2 separate regions of the Homo sapiens genome follow, and region 1 is linked to region 2. A link is a loop called in an ENCODE intact Hi-C map of the cell type or tissue named here. Cell type or tissue: heart right ventricle. All regions are shown on one strand. Each heading gives the region's core, and the rest is flanking DNA. Links, peaks and the distances in the headings are about the cores only. Region 1 holds the start of MIR3940 (microRNA 3940). Region 2 overlaps MLLT1 (MLLT1 super elongation complex subunit).

Region 1 (11,180 bases), core at 3,181-11,180, 190 kb after region 2:
AATTTTATATTTTTAGTACAGATGGGGTTTCACCATGTTGGCCAGGCTGGTCTCGAACTCCTGACCTCAGGTGATCCACCCACCTTGGCCTCTTAAAGTGCTTGGATTACAGGTGTGAGCCACCACGCCCGGCCTAAACTCCCACTTTTTACATTTCTTGCTCAGTCCTGGAATGGGTCTTTTCCAGAAGCCCTTTTCGTGGTGCAAAATTAGGGTTCAAAGAATACTCGTTGCTATTGGGTTGTCATCGTTTCTGGATCTTCCCAGTGAACAGAGCTAAGAAACACATACTCTTGAAAGAGAAAAAGAAATCACAAGTTCATTCTGATATTTCACGTTCACGTGACACTTACAGTGTTGTTCCTTCCCTTTTCTCTTTCCCTAAAAATTTTGGTTCTTAATACCACTAACATACTCATTTGCATCATACCATTAGATACCAAATAGTTTGAAAACAATATGCCAACATTAACTACTAAGAATAAAACTATATGTGTTGAAACATCACTATGTACCCTATACACATGTACAATTATTGGGTCAAAACAATAAATAAAAGAATAAAATTAGAAAAGGAAGTTTAAGATTTCTTTATAGCTCTCATTTTCCTTTATTATTATTATTTATTTATTTTAGTTTTCTTTTTTGAGACAGAGTCTTGTCCTTTGTCCAGGCTGGAGTGCAGTGGCATGATCTCGGCTCACTGCAACCTCTGCCTCCCAGGTTCAAGCGATCTCTGGATAATTTTTGTATTTTTAATAGAAATGGGATTTCGTCATGTTGGCCAGGCTGGTCTCAAACTCCTGACCTCAGGTGATCCACCCGCCTTGGCCTCCCAAAGTGCTGGGATTACAGGCGTGAGCCACCGTGCTTGGCCTCGTTTTCCTTTAATATGTAGGTCCTCTGTATCCATGGGGGATTGGTTCCAGGATCTGTCTCAGATACCAAAATCCATGGATGCTGAAGTTTTTTTGTTTGTTTGTTTTTGAGACAGGGTCTCGCTCTGTCGCCAGGCTGGAGTGTAGTGGCGTGATCTCTTCTCACTACAACCTCCGCATCCCGGGTTCAAGCAATTCTCCTGCCTCAGCCTCCTGAGTAGCTGGGATTATAAGCATGTGGCACCATGCCCGGCTAATTTTGTATTTTTAGTAGAGACAGGGTTTCTCCATGTTGGCCAGGCTGGTCTTGAACTCCTGACCTCAGGCGATCCACCCACCTCGGCCTCCCAAAGTGCTGGGATTACAGGCGTGAGGCACCACACCTGGCTGCTCACATTTCTGATATACAATAACACAGTAGTGGCCAGGTACGGTAATCACACCTGTAATCCCAGCACTTTGGGAGGCCGAAGTGGGAGCTCAGGAGTTTGAGGCCGGCCTGGGCAACATAGTGAGACCCCATCTCTAAATAAATTACATATTCAAAGAGTTAAATAATAAAATAGCATAGTATTTGCATAGAACCTATGATCACCCTCTCATATACTGTAAGTCATCTCTAGATTACTTGTAATACCTAAAACAATGTAAATGTTATGTAAATAGTTGTTATAGTGTATTGCTTAGGGAATAATGACAAGGAAAAAATTCTGGGCTGGGCAAGGTGGCCCACGCCTGTGGTCCCAGCTACTCAGGAGAGTGAGGTGAGATCGCTTGAGCCCAGGAGTTTGAGGCTACAGTGAGCTATGATTGCGCCACTGTACTTCAGCAAGACCCTGTCTCAAACAAATAAAAAAAAGAATTTTATTTTGGACATTGTGAGGTATGGGGAAAAAAACCAGACCCTGTCTTAAAAAAAAAAAAAAAAAGTCTATACATGTTCAATACAGAGGCAACTTGTTTTCCAAATATTTTCTTTTCTTTTTTCTTTTTTGAGACAGAATTTCCCTTTTGTTGCCCAGGCTGGAGCGCAATGGCGCGATCTCGGCTCACTGCAACCTCCGCCTCCTGGGTTCAAGCGATTCTCCTGCCTCAGCATCCCGAGTAGCTGAGATTACTACCACACCCGGCTAATTTTTTGTATTTTTAGTAGAGATGGGGTTTCACCATGTTGGCCAGGCTGGTCTCGAACTCCTGGCCTCAAGTGATCTGCCCACCTTGTCCTCCCAAAGTGCTGAGATTACAAGCGTGAGCTACTGCGCCCGGCATCCAAATATTTTCAGTCTGAGGTTAGTTGAATTCACAGATGCAGAACTCACGCATATGGAGGACCAACTCTATCCCACTATAGATGCACCATAATAAAAATACAGGGTTGGCCAGGCAACCCTACATAATGAAACCTAACTGAAACAAATGACCCAACTATGTATCTATTGCATTCCTTAATTACACAGAAAATATATATATATATCTTTTTATATGGAGTCTTGCTCTGTCACTCAGGCTGGAGTGCAATGGCACAATCTGGGCTCACTGCAACCTCCGCTTCCTGGGTTCAAGCGATTCTCCTGCCTCAGCCTCCCAAGTAGCTGGGATTAAAGGCACGCACCACCACACCCAGCTAATTTTGTATTTTTAGTAGAGATGGGGTTTCACCATGTTGGTTAGGCTGGTCTCGAACTCCTGACCTCAAGTGATCTGCCCATCTTGGCCTCCCAAAGTGCTGGGATTACAGGCGTGAGCCACCGTGCCCAGTCAGAAAATAATTATTTCAAATGACCTTGTATCCTTTTTTTTCCCCCCCACTCAGAAGGCTGAGGCGGGAGGATCACTTGAGTTGGGTAGTTCAAGGCCCCAGTGAGCTATGGTCACGCCACTGCACTCTATCTAGCCTGGGTGACAAAAGTAGACCTTGTCTGAAAAAAACCCAAAAACCCATAACCAGCATTCACAAGAGGTTTGGGCACAGATACAACAATGGTTAGACCTGGCTGTCTGGGGATTCCTCACGCTATCCTCTTCTGTGTGCGTTTGCAGTATTTCATTACATCAACTTCTTTTCTCTGTTGTCCAGACTGGAGTGCAGTGGTGTCATCTTGGCTCACTGAAATCTCTGCTTCCTGGGTCAAGCGATTCTCCTGCTTCAGTCTCCTGAGTAGCTGGGTCTGCAGGCGTGCACCACCATGCCAGGATAATTTTTATATTTTTAATAGAGACGGGGTTTCACCATGTTGGCCAGGCTGGTCTCAAACTCGTGACCTCAAACGATCTGCCCGCCTCGGCCTCCCTAAGTGCTGGGATGACAGGCCTGAGCCACCATGCCAGCCTGTTTTTTTGTTTTTTTTAACTTTGCCATATATCCATCCAGAATATCTCACATCAGTGTCAAGAGATATTCCTTGTTTCTTTTTTTACAGCTGTGTAGTATTCCATTGTGTGGCCACGCCATTGTATATTCAGCTAATCTCCTATGGGCAATAAATTACTTTCAATCCTTTGCCACTACAGACAATGCCACATTAAATAATAACCTTTGCATGTCATTTCACCTTTTTGCTAGTATCCTTGAAATAGATTAGGAGTGGAATTGCTGGATTAAAGAGAAATGCATAATTTTGCTAGCCATCACCAGATTCCTCTTCATTTTACATTTACAGTGAGACCTACAGAACATGCTGCCAAGGTTTTGGATTTTTGTCAACCTGTGTAGGTGAGAAGTGGTATTTCAGTGTGGTTGTAATGAGCATTTCTCTGGCTACAATTGAGTTTTAATATCTTTTGCAAAGTTTAAGGGCCAAGCTGGGCACAGGGACACATACCTGTAGTCCTAGCTATTCAGGAGGCTGAGGTGGGAGATCGCTTGAGCCCAGGAGTTCAGGGCTGCAGTGAGCTATGATCTTGCCACTACACTCCAGCCCAGGCAACAGAGTGAGACCCTGTCTCTAAAAATACAAAAAGTTTGAAAGGTGTTTTGTTGTCTTCTTCAGTAAACTCTTTCTCTCTCTCTCTCTCTCTATATATATATATATATATATTTTTTTTTTTTTTCTGACAGGTTGTTGGCTTTTTCCTTTCTTCTTTTCTTTTCTTTTTTTTTGAGGCAGAGTCTTGCTGTGTTGCCCAGGCTGGAGTGCAGTGGTGTGATCTCTGCTCACTGCAACCTCTGCCTCCCGGGTTCAAGCGATTCTCCTGCTTCAGCCTCCCGAGTTGCTGGGACTATAGGCGTGCACCACCACGCCCGGATAATTTTCGTATTTTTAGTAGAGATGGGGTTTCACTGTGTTGGCCAGGTTGGGCTGGAACTCCTCACCTCAAGTGATCCACCCACCTCAGCCTCCCAAAGTGCTGGGATTACAGGCGTGAGCCATCATGCTTGGCCATTGCATCACATTTGGATCACATGACAATTATAAACTAGTTTGGGAAGACTCAGCTCCTTTATAATGTTGAGTCTTTCTATCCAAGAATATATATCTGATCCTTCTGTGCAAGTATCCTTTTGAGTCACTTAAGAATATTTTACTTTTTAGGCTGGGCGCGGTGGCTCATGCCTGTAATCCCAGCACTTTGGGAGGCTGAGGTGGGCAGATCACCTGAGCTCAGGAGTTCGAGACTACCCTGGCCAACATGGCGAAACCCCGTTCCTACTAAAAATACAAAAATTAGCTGGGCGTGGTGGTGGCTGCCTGTAATCCCAGCTACTTGGGAAGCTGAGGCAGGAGAATTGCTTGAACCTGGGAGACGGAGGTTGCGGCGAGCCGAGATCGCGCCACCGCACTCCAGCCTGGTTGACAGAGCAAGACTCTGTTTCAAGGAAAAAAAAAAAAAAAAGAGGAGGAAAAAAGTATTAGAACCATATTTGCTTGCAGTGTGCATGCCTCATAGCTTTCGAAGGAGACACAGGAGCAGGTAACTAGGCTGCCTCCAGGGAGAGTGACCCTGGGTGGTTGGAGATGGCGAGATGCTTCACTGTGTGTGTGTGTGTGTTTGGCAGTGAATGTCCTGTCCTCTCCAAAAAGTAAATACGTAAAACTTGAGCTAGAAAAATAAAACAAGGTTGGGCATGGTGGCTCACGCCTATAATCCCAGCACTGTGGGAGGCCAAGACGGGAGGATCACCTGAGGTTAGGAGTTCGAGACTAGCCTGACCAACATGGCAAAATCCCGTCTCTACTAAAAGTACAAAAATCAGCTGGGTGTGGTGGTGTGCACCTGTAATGCCAGCTACTTGGGAGGCTGAGCCAGGAGAATTGCTTGAACCTGGGAGGAGGTGGTTGCCGTGAGCTGAGATCGTGCTATTGCACTCCAGCCTGTGCGACAGAGTGGGACTCCATCTCAATAAATAAATAAATAAATAAATAAATAAATAAATAAATAAATAAAACAGACCAGGGTGGCCTGATTATTCCTTACGTGCCCAAATAAATAAATAAATAAATAAATAAATAAATAAATAAAACAGACCAGGGTGGCCTGATTATTTCTTACCTGCCCACGTAATCCTAGATACCTGGTTTCTGGGGAAGCCGGGGTTCTGGAGCCACTGTGCCTGGTCCCTCCACACCCAGCCCCCTTGTTCGGGTTCCTAGGTGGGCCAGGCCCCCAGCGTCGTCATCGTGTTTGACTGCTCCATGGAGACGATGCTCCGACGAGTGCTACACTGGGGCCAGGTGGAGCACCGGGCAGACGACTCGGAGCTGGCCATCCACCAGCGCTTGGACACGCACTATACCTTGTGTGAGCCGGTCTTGACCTACCAGCGCAATAACCTGCTCTGAAACGTAGGTGCTCCCCGCTTCTGGCTCACTGCACCCCAACCCCTAGGGAACAAGTCTGGCTTTAACAGTCCAGGGTCACCCGGGCCTGGTCCTCGCTTTCCTACCAGGTAACCTGGGGGATTCCCATTCCCCCAGGAAATGCCTTGAGAACCCAGCCTTGGCTCACGTGGGAAGGCAATGGGACACTGGTGGGGCCTCCCTGCACGCCCTCACACAGCAGTCAGCAACACAAGCTTTCCTGACCCTGTCCCCTCTCCCTTCACGTGCATGCCTCTGGGATTTTCCCAGGGTCTGAGCGGGAGAGGGTGGTGTCCCTGCCGTGGGGCCCAGACCTGACCCCTGCGGCTCCCCTTTCTCTAGATCCCGGCAGAAGCAGCACCAGAGAACATCTTTGCCAAGTGCTGCTCTGTCATTGAGAGTCTGCAGTGAGACAGAGGGGCTGGGGGTGGGCCTTGCCCCTCACCGGAACCCGTGCAGTACGTGGGAAGGGTGCGTACCTAGGAGGTGAGACCTCCAGAAAGGGGGACCGATGCCCCCTGTGATTCCAGAGCAACAGGTTCCCTTTCCCGGGGTCTGTTTCCCCACCAGGGAGGTTGGCCAGGGGCCACCAAGGAACATGCCCCACTGGGCCAGGTGCCTGGCACACCTGCATGGGTCAGGGGACTGTCAACAGCCCCCCCTAGAGGCCACAGCTGTTACTGGCTCCTGCCGGGGCTATCACCAGGCCCATGAGCCCAGGACATCTAAGATGAAGCGAGTTTTAAACGCTGGCATTCAGCCACAACCTCAGAGACCCTGCAGCTGCATGCGGGGCTGCAAGACACCTGCCCAGGTCCAAACAGCTTGGGTGGCCCCTCGGTGCCCTCTCCCACCTCACATCCGGTCCCATCACCCAGCGAGCACTGACGCGGGCCTGGCTCCCACCTCAGGGCTCTGAACGTTAACAGGCCAGAGGACCTCCTGTAGCAACAGCCCATCCATGGGAACGCCGGTCCCTGAGGCCCTCCTGAGCGCCTTGCTCCCCAAGGTGCTGGAGGGAAACTGGGTAGGGGAAGACAGCAGTGCTGGGCTCAGCCAGCCTCCCCTTCCCACATGGGAAGGGGAAAGTCTTGGGGGGCCACACCCCACTCTAATTGGCTGAGACTTGCTCAACTTGTTTCCTCTCACAAACACAACTGCGGCCAGCACGCAGTCTTTTTTAAACAAAAAGCACTTTATTTAACAAAAAAAAAAAAGGGGGGGGGGCACGGTTAGGAAAGCACATTGAGCCTGAAGAAAACTATTTTATATTTTTCTTAAAAAAAAAAAAACACAAAGTTTGTAAATTTCAATCACCATTATCAGGCTTTTTAAACAACATCTATAAAGAACAAACATCCGCTTCAAAACTACAGGGAGGGAAGGAAAGGGGGGGAGACAGACAGCACCCGCAGACGGGGAGGTTTTGTTATCATTTATTTGTGAAGTTAAAAACGAGCGATAAAAAGTAAAAACTGCCATACAATTTTTTTTGTTGTTCTCATTTTGTTTTCAGTTTCAATCTCCTCTTGAACAGATGAAAAGACAACAGACCAGTCCTGGGAGGGGGGACGGGCGGGGCCGCGGGAGCTGAGCCAGGGCGGGAGGGAGAGAAGAGGGGGCTTGGCTGCTGGGGGAAGGGGTCCTGCAATACAACACCTGGTCCAAGGAATGTTCCACCTCTAACTAAAAAAAAGAAATAGCAAGAGTGACTTTTTTTTTTCCTTTTTAAAAGTTTATTTTAAAAACAAGAGGGCCGAGGGTGGGAGAAAATGAATTGCTTTATCCTCAGAGAGGCAGGTTCAGGAAGGCTGGGGGGTGAAGAATAGAGACTTTTTAATATATATATATATAATTTTATAAGTTCTGCTTTGCTCTTTGTGTTTTTAATTTTTAAGTTTTTTTTTTTTTTTGGCAGAGATTTAGATCTCGCTATCTTCTCTGGCTGGCTCAACATGGAAGGATCCCAATTTTGAAAGAAAAAGCATGTGAGACACAGAACAGGCGAGAGAGTGAGGGCCCGGCATGCCCCCAAGTCCCCCCCACCCTGCTTGCCGCGAGGGCTCCCCAGTACTCCCCACGGCAGCCATCGCTCTCTCGCCAAACAAAACAGAAGCCCCCAAACAGAACAAAATGGAAAAAAAAAAGATTTTTCACAGATGAAGAAGTTCACATTCATTCGATTCATTGAGCCTGCGGAGAGGGAAGAGATAGGAATTGGTCACTACGGGGAGGGAAGGGTGGGAGACTAGGGGGCGGAAGAGAGGAGGGGCTGGAACACCGTGGGGGGGGCCAGGAAGCCCCCTCCCAAACCTGCGCTGGCTCAGGCTGGAAGGACGTGCTTGTTAACTGTCTAGCCAGGTGCTCGCGGGACTCGCTGAAGTCACGCTGCTCCCTGATGGAGAAGGAGGGACAGAGCAGGAAGAGAGGAGAGGGGCCGCGGAGGGCGGAGGCGCTAGGGTCGTAGGGGAGCTGCCCTGTCTCCGGAGGGCGGTGGCTCCCGGCGCAGCACGACGACATGAACAATCCAGAGATCATGGTGTCCCCACAACACCCCTGTGAGGTAGGTTGGAAGGTGGCAACGATCTTCACGCCCACTTCACAGACAAGCCCGGGACACAGGCAAGCGCGAGCGCATGGGAGGCTGAGCCCGGCGGGGCAGGGGCCTGGGCCGCTCCCCGCGTCCCCACCAGTCCCTGCCAGAGCCAGGCCGCCTGCAACACAGTCACTTGGACACAGGAAAAAAGATCATGGGTTTAAAAAATAAAAGAATAAAAAGAACAAAAACCAAAAAAGTGATGCAGAGAAGGGGAAAAAATAGACGTTTTCTTCCCAAGTGGCCAGATTGTGAGCGAGGTGGTGGCGGCCGGGCCGGTGCCCACCGTCCGCGCTGTCTGCCTGCCCCCCGACTCCCCAGCAGTTCAGAAGTCCCGCCTGCGAGTCTCAGCGCTCCCCAGCATCACGACAGCGGCACACAGGAACAAGCAGCCGGCGCAGGGAGGCCTCTTCGTTTAACCTCTGGACCCAGCGAATGCTTCCCTGGCGGTGCGTGGGGACTCCCGGAGACCTCCGGCCACACGGCCCCCGCTGCAGGCATCAAGGGCACACCCCGCAGGGGAAGGGGTTTCCGGCGCTACCCACTAAGGCAGGATGGACGGTGGCCGGGGGTTGGAAGGAGAAAGGAGGAGGAGGAGGGTGGCAATTCCCACTTGCCTGCTGCTGTCCCTGCTGCGTGGGCGGCGGCTGGGGGCCGCCAGGACCTGGGGTCTGTCCGTAGTAAGCGGCCTGCTGTCTGTAATATTCCGCCCAGGCGGCACTGTAGTCTGGCTGGGAGCCTGGGGGAGCTCCTGGACCCCCTCCGGTGGCCACTTGCGCTGTGGGTGGACAAAGGCAGGTGAGAGGCTGTGGGTGAGGGCTGCCCCTGCCCCTGTCCCCGCATGGTGGCCACTCACCTTGCTTCTTGTAGTACTCCTCCCAAGCCTTCGTGTAGTCCTGCTGTGGGGGTGCTCCGGGCTGCTGGGGCTGCTGGCCTGTGCGGGCGCCGAGACAGGTCAGAAACCACTCCCCCGGCAGGGCTGGAGCCCCCCCGCCACCCTGCAGACTCACCGATCTTTTTGTAATACTCTTCCCAGGCCTTAGTGTAGTCCGACTGGCCGGTGGGTGGGGGCTGAGGGGGCTCACCCTGAGCCGGTGGGGCCGCAGGGGCCGGTGCGGGGCCGGGGACGGGGCCCGGGGGCTGCTGGTAGTAGTGTGAGTAGTAGGCGGCCCACGCGGCGTTGGGGTCCGCGGCCGCTGCAGCTGCTTTGCCTGCAGGAGATACCTCGGGTGAGACGGGGGGACAGAACAGGGCCTGCCCTCCGCCAGGTGGCCCATCACTTACTTGGGTCATGAGGAGCAGGCGGCTGCCACTGGGGGTAGGTATTGCCCCAGCCCTGGGGTGGGTACTGGTGAGGAGGGGGCCCCCCGGCACTGCAGGAGAGAAGAAAGGGATGCTTGAGCAGTGGTGCGGGGGTGGCCGCAGCCGGACCACCTGGGGTGGGGATGTTTTTCAGTGGGGAGGCGCCAGAGACCCAGACCACCAGGCTCAACGGGGCGCCTGGGAAAGGCCTAGACAAGAAGCAACTCGAAGGACGCGCAGCGTCAGCTTGAGGACATGAAAGAAGCCGCGAAACTTGCACGTGCACAGAGGGATGCTGAAAGGCACATGCTCTACCAGTAGACAGGAGAGGGCCTGTTGATGGTATCCACAAAAATGGGCTGGATGAGGCCCCCCGCCTGCACTTCTAGGGAAAGGGAAATGGGGTCTGCTATTCTTCTTGCCAGCTCAGTAAGCCCCCGGCCTCAAAACCCAGGAGGCAGAGGATACTCACTGTGGGGGAGCCCCGGGTGGCCCCTGGTTGAAGGGCCCAGGATTGAAGGGCCCCATTGGGCCAGCAGGGCCTGGGCCACCTGGGCCTGGTCCAACTGGGCAGAGAGGACCCTAGAAGGAAGGAGAGTAACCAAGGTAAGTGGGCTGGGATCCGGGCTGTGAGACCAAATCCCCAGAGCCCGCCCCAACCCACCTCGATCTTTTCCTCGATAAGCTGCTTGGCGTGGTCAATCTGCTGGGGTGAACCCCGGATGATGAACAACTTGAAGTTGGGGTCCCCGTTGGGTGGCAGCTGCCGGGAGATCTCTACGAAGGCTCCCGTCTGCTGGTTTATGGCTTTCACATTCTCGCCACCTGCAGAAACGCAGAAGGTGAAGGTGGCCTGCAGTGATGGCCCAGGGAAGAGGGGGCAAGGGATAGGGTGCAGGGGGCCACACTCACCTCGGCCGATGACCAGCCCACACTTGTGAGTGGGGATGGAGAAGGTCATCTCCCCGCCAGGGGGACCCCAATTGCCTTGGCCTCTTCCTCGGCCTCGGCCCCCCGGGGGCATGCCTGGACCCCCTGGAGGACCTGGGGGACCACTCTGCAAGACAAGAGGAGGAGGAGGATGATGAACCCTGGAAGCCGGTCTGGTCTTGCACTCCCCTGGAGGCCCTGCCAGCCCCTTCAGCACCCGGGGCCACCTACCCTGAGGCTCTGGAGGAGGTCGTTGATGATCCGGGCTGCGTGCTCGCACCTGTCTGGGGGCCCCATTATATGAGCAATCTTCTCGGGCCCTGTCCCGTCATCTGAGGCCAGCACCGAGAGAGCAGAGACACAAGTTTAAAAGAAGAGCCCACCCCAGAGCCCTGCAACGCCGCCTCCAGCGCAGACACCACGCCGGCCTGAGATCTCAGACGCGCTGCGCCGCTCCCAGCCTCCACTCGCTCAGGGATTGAGGGGGAGGCGGCCCACATTCCCAGAGAAGGAAACCCACGGCCAAGCCAGGAGGTGGCTCAAGCTTCTTCCAGCACACAGCACCCCCAGCACTGAGAGATTTTACAGAACAATAAATCTCTGAAAAGCCAGAGGGGCCCTTCTCCCCACGGCAGGCAGCTCAGAGACTGCCTGAGGACTGGCAAGAGCCCAGAG
Region 2 (8,000 bases), core at 1-8,000:
GGCCGTGGAGCTGCCTTGCCGCTGCCCAGCGTGCTGCACACCCAGCCCCAGGTACCAGAAGACCTCGCCTGGAGATGCCTGGCCTGGGACTGCATGTCACTCAGTACCTATCCCCAACCCTGGGGTAGAAGGGAGGGGACAAGCGCCTGCCCAGGGCTGTGGTTGCTGCACAGGCAGAGAAGGGGTCAGGCTCGGTGCCCAGCAGGCACCGCCAGGCCCTCCCACAGCTGGGAGGGCTACTGAGATGGGCCGGGACTTCTGGAAGGTGGCACCGGCCCCCCCACCGCCTCAGGGTCATAGCAGATGGTGCCGTCTTCAGCCACTGCCAAGCCATGGGAGCACCGGGCACTCAGCCTTGCCAGCCCATGTGTCTATGAGCCAGGATGCACTGTTACCCAGAGGCTGGACCGTCACCCCCAGCCAGCCCCACCACCTCCATGAGGGCCCTGGGGGCAATGAGCGCTGCCCACATAACCCCCTCGGGCTTTGTGGCTGGGACCTGCATTCAAAGCCCCAGCGGCTTTTCAAAGCCTCAGCAACCCAGAGGCAAAGCTTCCTTGAGGGCAAGCCGGACCCACAAAAGGCCCCTGAGGGCTGGGGCTGGCAACAGAGGTAAATGGCCCAACCCTCATCCATCCATTCATTCATTTTTACCGGGCCCAGTGTCTGTTGTCTAAATGCCAAGTGCCAGATAATAGCGCTGGAAGACACCACCGCCGTCCCAGGCCCCAAACAGGGTCTGGCCACAAGACCATGAGGTGGCTACCAGCTCTTGCGGCTCAAGTCATGTCTGATGCAGTCCTCTGAGAATGTCCGGACGCTGTGCTGTGGGACAAGCCAGCAGCCTCTCATGGTGACAAGGCCGGTCCCTGACAGGGGTCCTCGTTCCAAGCTCAGACACTGGTGGGGCCAGATGTGAGTATCCCCAAGTCACAGCTGTGTGCGATGGGTGTGGGCAGGAGGGATGCTCTTGACCCCACCAGCCACCTAAATAGGGAGCCGGGCACGGACCTGTTGCTCCTCATGGCTAGGGGCTGTCTGAAGCCCTCATCATTAACCTCCAGACAAGGGTGAGTCTCCCAGATGCCCTATTGGCAGAGCTCCAGGCCGGGCTGACCACGCCATGGTCAGAGCAACCATGAGACACGCTTGCCCACTGGCACCAGAGCGGCCAAGACCCGGGCCCATGCAGGGGGCTGCTGGAGGAGGGGAGCTCAGAACCTCAGGACCACACCATCATGCTTTACCAGAGCCACCCACAAATGCCACCGAGGAGGCGAGGAGGGACTCCTCACGAGGCAGACTTTATCACCTGACAGACAGGGAAACCGAAGCCTAGTGAGGCGTGGAGGCCCCAGGTTACAAGAAGCCAGTGGGAGGAGCAGCTGGTGAGACCTGAGGTCCTGGCTCAGATCCCACCTCCTTCCGCTGTTCCAGAAGGGAGGCGGGTCCCACCACACTGCCTGCACCTGGCTGCCCTGCCCCCAGCACTCACTCACCTCGGACTTGAAGGAGGCCTCGTCCTCTGAGTTGGACTCCTCCACCTCCAGGGCCTTTTTGGCCTCCCGGGGCTCACTCTCGGCCTTCACCTTCTCCCCTCTGGTGCTGCTCTTGTCCTTGGCCGGCTTCTTGTCCGAGAAGGAGGAGGAGGAGGAGGTGCGGGGCGAGGTGCCTGGAGCACTCCGGGACCCCTTCGAGCTGCTCTTCTTCTGCTTCTTGGCGCTGGGCTTTGGCGAGTCGGCGGTGGCCGGCCGCTTGCTGGAAGCCCGGGGTGGGGGTGGGGGTGGGGGTGGGGGCCCACCCTTGGGGGACGTGCTTTCCAGCTTGGTCTCTTTCAGGGCCATCTTGGGTTCCTTGAAGGCAGCCTTGGGCGGTGGCGCCTTCTCCTCCTTGGGCAGCCGGCCCTCGCCCAGCTTCCGCGAGGTGTCCTTGGAGCTTTTGGCCTGCTCACGCTCCAGCTCCTTGGAGGAGCTCTTGCTCTCGGAGTCTTTGCGGGGCCGCTCCCGGTGCTCCTTGGTCACCTTGTGTGGCTTGGAGGTCTTGCTGCTCTCCTTGTTGGCGTCCTGCAAGGCCAAGAGCAGGGAGGGCAAGGGGAGAGACAAGGTCACGTGGCATTGCGGGGCGCCCTGCTCCGCCACCCCTGACCCCTACAAAGCATAATCCACCTGATTCAGCCTCAGCTAGAGAAACTCTTCCATAAAGCAAAAAGGTAAGGCAGTAGGTGAGAGTTTTACATGGAGCTGTCCCTTTAAACTACTAGGAAGTGTCAGCTGGTCCCCGGCAGCTGCAGGCTAAGATTCCCCTCAGAATTGAACTGACATTCCCTGAGGGATTCAAGAAGAGCACAGGGTGAGTCAGGCAGAGCATGGCCACTTCGCCCGCACCCGCCCGCCCTAACACCTCACAGCTGGGCCTGGGCAAGTCAGAGGCTGCGCTGGCACTGCGGGGTGCTGGCGGGCACTGGACGCAGCCCTGCCCCTCATCTCAGCCTCCTTCGCCCAGCACTCATGCTACGTGCGGGAAGCTCAGTGCTTCCTGCTCGGTCACTCACGGGCTTCCTTTCTGAGCCCCGTCGGCCCCTCTCCCCAGGACTCCACACCCCCAGGGTCCAGCCAGCTCAGGCCTGGCTTCGGGAAGCCAACTGCTGAGCGCCCACTGGGTCCCTGGGTCCCAGGTACCGCACGGAGCAAACAGCTCCCGGGCTTCTCAGAAGGGAAACCGCCTGGGTCGCTTTCCTAAAACACCGAGGACATTCCTAGGTCTCTGCCTCGGAAACCCCGGGGGTTTAGGGTGGAGCTGGACTCGGGGGCTGATCCCATTGAGGACAGAGGTAAGATGATGGCAGAGAGCAGCAGGACACAGGCCCAGGAGTGAGCCCAGCTCTGTGACCTGCACACCACAGGACCCAGGCAGAAAACCGAAGCCATCTGTGCCTGCTTCCTCGAGGAAGGGCAAGGCCACCACCTCACTGGGCAATGGCACAGGCCAGGCTGGCAGCGAGCACACAGTGTGGGGGCTGCCAGCACCATGGCTGAGTTGGCTCAGCCCGCGGCCAGCCTGGGCGCTGCTGCTTGTATGCTGTATGTTTCTGCCCTACACCCCATCCGATAGGCACACTGCCAGCACTCCCCACGGTGGGAGCCACGCCTTCACCTTCCCTACAGAGACCCTGTATCACCCCACGCACCCAGGAGCACTGAGCAGGCTTCTCTGCTGTTAGCCACCAGGGGCTCCACCCTTGCTAGGAAAGGAGCAGCGGCCAGCAGGTGCACGGCGGCCCCAGAGCCTGTCCAGACAATTGTGTACCTGGCCTCCCGGCACAGAAGCCAGCAGCAGCCAGATCCCGAAGGCCCTGGGGAGGGGCTCCGGGAGCAGTGAGAGTACCAGGGAGGAGGGGGGCCACGCTTCACAGATCCCCCAAAGACATGCGGGAGGGGCAGGCTGGGTAGAGGCCTCTGAAAACCACCTGAGTGTCCAGGGACAGACTCCTCCCAGCAAAAAACCACAGGGCAGACACAGCTGCTGCCCCATGGCCAGTCTCCTGGGCTGGCCATCTTCTTGCAAAGCCACAGCCCACATTCAGTGTCAAAGGCTCAGGAACAGTACCAGTGGCTGTGAGGCCTCTGCCACCTCCTTGGAGAAAGGGCAAGCCCTGTGCCCAGCCTGGCTCTTCCACCTGGGACAGCGGGAGTGCCCCCAGAATCCCCCCAGCTGGCCTGGGCCATGCAGGGCTATCAGGGGGTGTCCCCTTGGGAGCTGGGGTGTGGAATGGGGCTGTGCTCCACAGCAAGCTACTACCCAAGGAGGGAGGTGTGAGAGACTGCAATGCCACCTGCCACCCTGGCCTCTTCCAGCAGGGGACACACGCCCAGCTGGGCTGCAGGAGCTCAGCCGGGGTCACAGCCACCAAGGGCAGAATGAGAGCAAACTCCAAAGGCACGTCAGAGGCCCCTAACACAGGTCTCACTGTGTGCCCCTGGCCTGGAGTCAGCTGAGCCGCCATTGCCACCAGGGCCTGCCTGGCTAGAAGGAGTCTTCCCACACAGGAGCACAGGCACCCGACACCACAGGTTCTGAAATTAGGCACTACGATTTTTTTGTTTGTTTGTTTGTTTGCTTTTGTTTTGAGACGGAGTCTTGTTATGTCGCCCAGGCTGGAGTGCAGTGGTGCGATCTCGGCTCACTGCAAGCTCCGCCTCCCGGGTTCATGCCATTCTCCTGCCTCAGCCTCCCGAGTAGCTGGGATTACAGGCGCCCGCCACCACGCCCGGCTAACTTTTTGTATTTTTAGTAGAGACGGGGTTTCACCGTGTTAGCCAGGATGGTCTCCATCTCCTGACCTCGTGATCCGAATTAGGCACTAAATTTTAAGCATAACATGAGCACTCTCCAGGGTGAGAAGCCATCAAAATCACGTTTGCAAGGTTGTCTGCGAACCTCCACGGGAAAGAGCAACCAGGCCAAGTACCTGACATTACATGGGTGACACCTGGCTCCCTGCAGCTGCTGCCAGGCAAGGCTGTGAGAGGGTCCTGCCCCCTCTATGAGGCTGTGGTTCCTGCCTGCCACGCCACTCTTGGGTGGTGGCTGTGAAGTGGGGACAAAACCCCAGGACTGAGTCCCCTAAAGCTGCCGCAGCTGCACTCACCAGCAGTCCCCCGGCCTGGGGATTCTGATGGGCAAGGCCCCAAAAGGCCCACCTATCCCATCTCTCTGGGCTCAGGGAGCCCTGCTGAGGCCCCTCTGCTTGGAGCACATGGCCCGGCCACTCACTCTCCAGGCAGAGAGCCAGTGACCAAAGGAGGTCGCTCAGCTGGGGAAGAGGCCGGTTCATGGGCCTGTGCCACCCAGGGCTCCATGGTGGGGCCGACAGCTCATTCGCCAGGCTAGGGCTCGGGGCAGAGGGGCTTTCTCAGAATGCCCTCAGCAGACAAGTGCCTCGGCAGGACCCCATGCTGCCCGATGCTCCCCACAGATGCCGCCTACATCTCTCCACCCGGTAGCTGGAGAAGCCTCCAGGGACGGAGAGGGTGGAGCCCACAGGCCTCCTAAGCCTGGTGGATAAACTCACCAGCTGGGGCCTCCAGGGGTCTCAGAGACACTCCGGCAAAAGATACCACCAGCAGCCCCAGCAGACGCAGCCCCGCCAGCCCCAGGGAGGGCACCTCTCCAACCAAGAAGTCCTTTCTACGCAGGGTTTTAGGTGGCTTGAAGTGACCCGTACAGAAGAAATCTTGTTGTGGTAGCTGAGAGGGACACTGCCAAGATCCCCAGCAAGAGCTTTTCCTTCATTGAGCCTCCACAAGGCTCAGGGAGAGATAGGCCAGGAGGCCGAGTGGGGAGACCCCAGGGTTCCGTTTCCTACTCAGAGAATCTGGCAAGTCTGACGATTTCTAAGACCTGCTGGCCTTGGGGAAAGAGCCAGAAAGACCTGCCTGGGTGCTGCGGTTCTTCTCCCGCATGGCTGACGGTGAGTCTGTGAGGCAGCTGGAGAGCCCTGCCTGTCCTGCCTGGGATGGCTGGGCCCACACGCAGGGCCTGGCAGACAAGTGAGGTGAGGAGAAAGGAGAGGACCGGTGGAGAGATGTGTGGGTGGCAGGCACCGGGCAGCTGCCCCGAGGGCCCGTGCCGCTCAGCCTCCAGGAACGGCTGTGCTGAGTGGGCAGCTACAGAGGACTGGGGCGTGCTCAGGGGTTAAAGGGACACTGTGATGCCATCAAAGGGCTTTCTAGCTTGTCTTCTGAATTGCTGCTCAGGGATGGTTTAGAGAGAGAAGCCTCAGAAAGGCCGAGTGCCACCCACCTGACCGACTGGGCCGAGATGAGACCGTAAAAAGTTTCTTCCACACTGAAATTCAGCTGGCACCCACCTGGCTTCCCCTGCCCTTCCCCCACGAAACTCTGCAGTGAGCCATAGCCCGAGATGCAAAGCCTGGCATAGCCAAGGGCAGAAGTAGCCCCAGCTGCCCTCAGGAGGGTTGAAGAGGTGGGTAGCTGCAGCCTAGACAGAGACACTCTACCCAGCGGCCGCCCCAACAGCCTTCGGCGAAGGTCTCAGGGCTTCAGGCCGAGCAGTCCTGGGGCCCTGCCATCACTTGGCAGAACGGGAGAGGACTAGGCAGGGTCTCTGGCCTCAAGATGAACAGGGCAAAGAGCCCATGATCACGGGCTTATTCCTGAAATCCTAGGGAAGCGGCAGTGCGCAGCGAGGGGTGTGCAGAGAGCTCAAAGAGGAAGACGCCAAGGGAGCGAGCAGGTGCGGAAGGCCCAGCCCAGTGGAGGGAGGGCGCCGGGGCCAGACCCACCACAGCTGGGCCCCGGCGCTCCCACGCGACTGGGCCTTCCGCCTCACTAACCTTGGAGCCGTGGGATGGTTTGGTCTTCTTGGGGTCAGAGAAGGCAGAGAGTGGAATTGTGGGTAACATGGGGTAGTCGGGACTGGGCCTGGACACCGTGTCTGCTCCTTCGGGCATTACCATCACCTAGTGACAGAGAAGAGACAGTCATTATCGATGGGCAGGGGGCAGGGGGCCCACACGGGCCGGGCTGAAGGTGGTGGGGCTTCCCTCTGCAGGAGGGGAGAAGGGAGAGCCTGAGCGCTTTCCCGAAAGAATCCCAGGTGCTTCCCTGCTGGGGACTGGGTGCTGAGCACGCAGAAGAAGCAGGCATGGGTGGGGAGCGAAGAAAAGCCCAGGGTCCCAGGATGGCTGGGACCAGGTGGGGCCACGCGGCCTTCCGGGAACAGTGGACCGGAGGGCTGGCCCAAGAAGACTTGCGGAGCACACTGAGAATCATGAGAAGGCAGCTGCGGCCGAAGCCTGACCTACGCGCTTAGGTTTAGGGGGAACAGCTCAGAAGTGTGAGAGGCCAGCCAGATGCCTGCGAAAGGCAGGCAGCAACTTCCCGGGGTGCACATGGGTGCAACTCCAGTGGGTCCCACGTGCCCGGAGAATGAGCCGTCCTTGGTGTGCGGTGACTGCAGCGGACCCGAACAGGGCAAGAGCACCCAGGCTGAGGCCGAGACCAAGGCAGACGACCTGTGCCTACTGGGGGGGTCTCTCTGCAAAGCAGGCCCGAGTGAGCCAGCGAGCCTGCAGCATGGGGCACCTGCTCCTGCGCTCCATCAGAGGCTACGGATGACGAAAGTTCTGGGGTCCTTCCAGGAGGGCTCCCAGGAAACACCTGCTGTGCAGGGGGAAGCTCGGAGCAAGGTCTTGAGATATCAACACTGCGAGTTAAGGAATGCCACCACCACAGAGAAAAGCCTCCCAGATGGCCGCAAGAGAGAACAAAAGAAGAAAATACACTTCAAAAAAAAAGTATTGAAGTCGGTAGAAGAAGCACTGCTAACAGCCTTGAGCACCTGCAGTTCCCGGCCAGCCAAGCCTTTCATCTAAGGACACTGATGTCATGCGGCCATGGGGACATTGGCTGAAAAGAGGCCATGGGCCCCTAGGGTCCCTGCTCTGAGCTGCTTCTCAGAGCCTGTCTGACCATGATAGCTCAGCACTGACAGCATGTGTGCCCCAGCCGTCCCTGAAAACACGCCACGGGAGGCCCTCCACACTCTGGAGCACGCACATCACGCAAGCTCACGGAGGAGCCACAGAAGGCTGCCATGCACAGACGGGCTTGCCAGGAGGCTGAGCCCCATTCGCTCTCAGGCCCATTCCTTCGACTCTCATGGTAATTTACCTTCTTTCCCCTCAAAACAATGCCCTAGACTGACTGTTTCAGGATCACGCAGTGTCTCGCTCTAGCACAGACCGTTGAGAAAAAGGAACTGGGAACTGAACACGCAGATGACTCCCACCTCCAACAAGTGCTGCCAGGAGGACCAGGCTCCCCGGCGGAAACACAGACCCTCAGCCATGGGGGCAGAGACAAGACACGGTCCTAAGGGGCACAAGGCTGGAACGGCGGAAAGTCCTACCCTCTCTCCCATTACCGATCTCCAAGCAACCCCCAGTGAGAGGAGCAGAGAAAGCAGCGCTCGCTGAC

The links. A loop is a pair of places that touch in the nucleus more often than their neighbours do. Peaks named below come from ENCODE experiments on the same cell type or tissue, not always from the same donor. Only the 100,000 strongest peaks of a DNase experiment are listed, where the experiment ranks them.
Region 1: a loop joins it to region 2, with 2.4 times the contacts of the local background. A loop is called at or near these places in 7 of 110 quality-filtered maps.

The regions. Positions count from the first base shown.
Region 1 is chr19:6,406,251-6,417,430 of GRCh38, forward strand. It overlaps KHSRP (KH-type splicing regulatory protein), which reads right to left. Exons shown (of 19, transcript NM_001366299.1): 12 at 10,737-10,837; 13 at 10,488-10,632; 14 at 10,240-10,400; 15 at 10,048-10,157; 16 at 9,558-9,646; 17 at 9,284-9,484; 18 at 9,130-9,207; 19 at 6,852-9,051. The coding sequence ends at 8,774. It overlaps MIR3940 (microRNA 3940), which reads right to left and starts at 10,261; the gene lies at 10,160-10,261. It also overlaps the pseudogene LOC390877. RefSeq lists enhancers at 5,447-6,271, 6,272-7,096. In heart right ventricle, for the core only: a CTCF peak has its summit at 6,355 (motif pointing left); no DNase peak of the experiment used is centred there; H3K27ac peaks cover 893 bases.
Region 2 is chr19:6,220,622-6,228,621 of GRCh38, forward strand. MLLT1 (MLLT1 super elongation complex subunit) reads right to left here. Exons shown (of 12, transcript NM_005934.4): 5 at 6,356-6,481; 6 at 1,500-2,063. Among named protein-coding and RNA genes, the nearest start is that of MLLT1, 55 kb to the right of the region's middle. RefSeq lists an enhancer at 6,447-7,112. In heart right ventricle, for the core only: a CTCF peak has its summit at 3,874 (motif pointing right); no DNase peak of the experiment used is centred there; H3K27ac peaks cover 1,690 bases.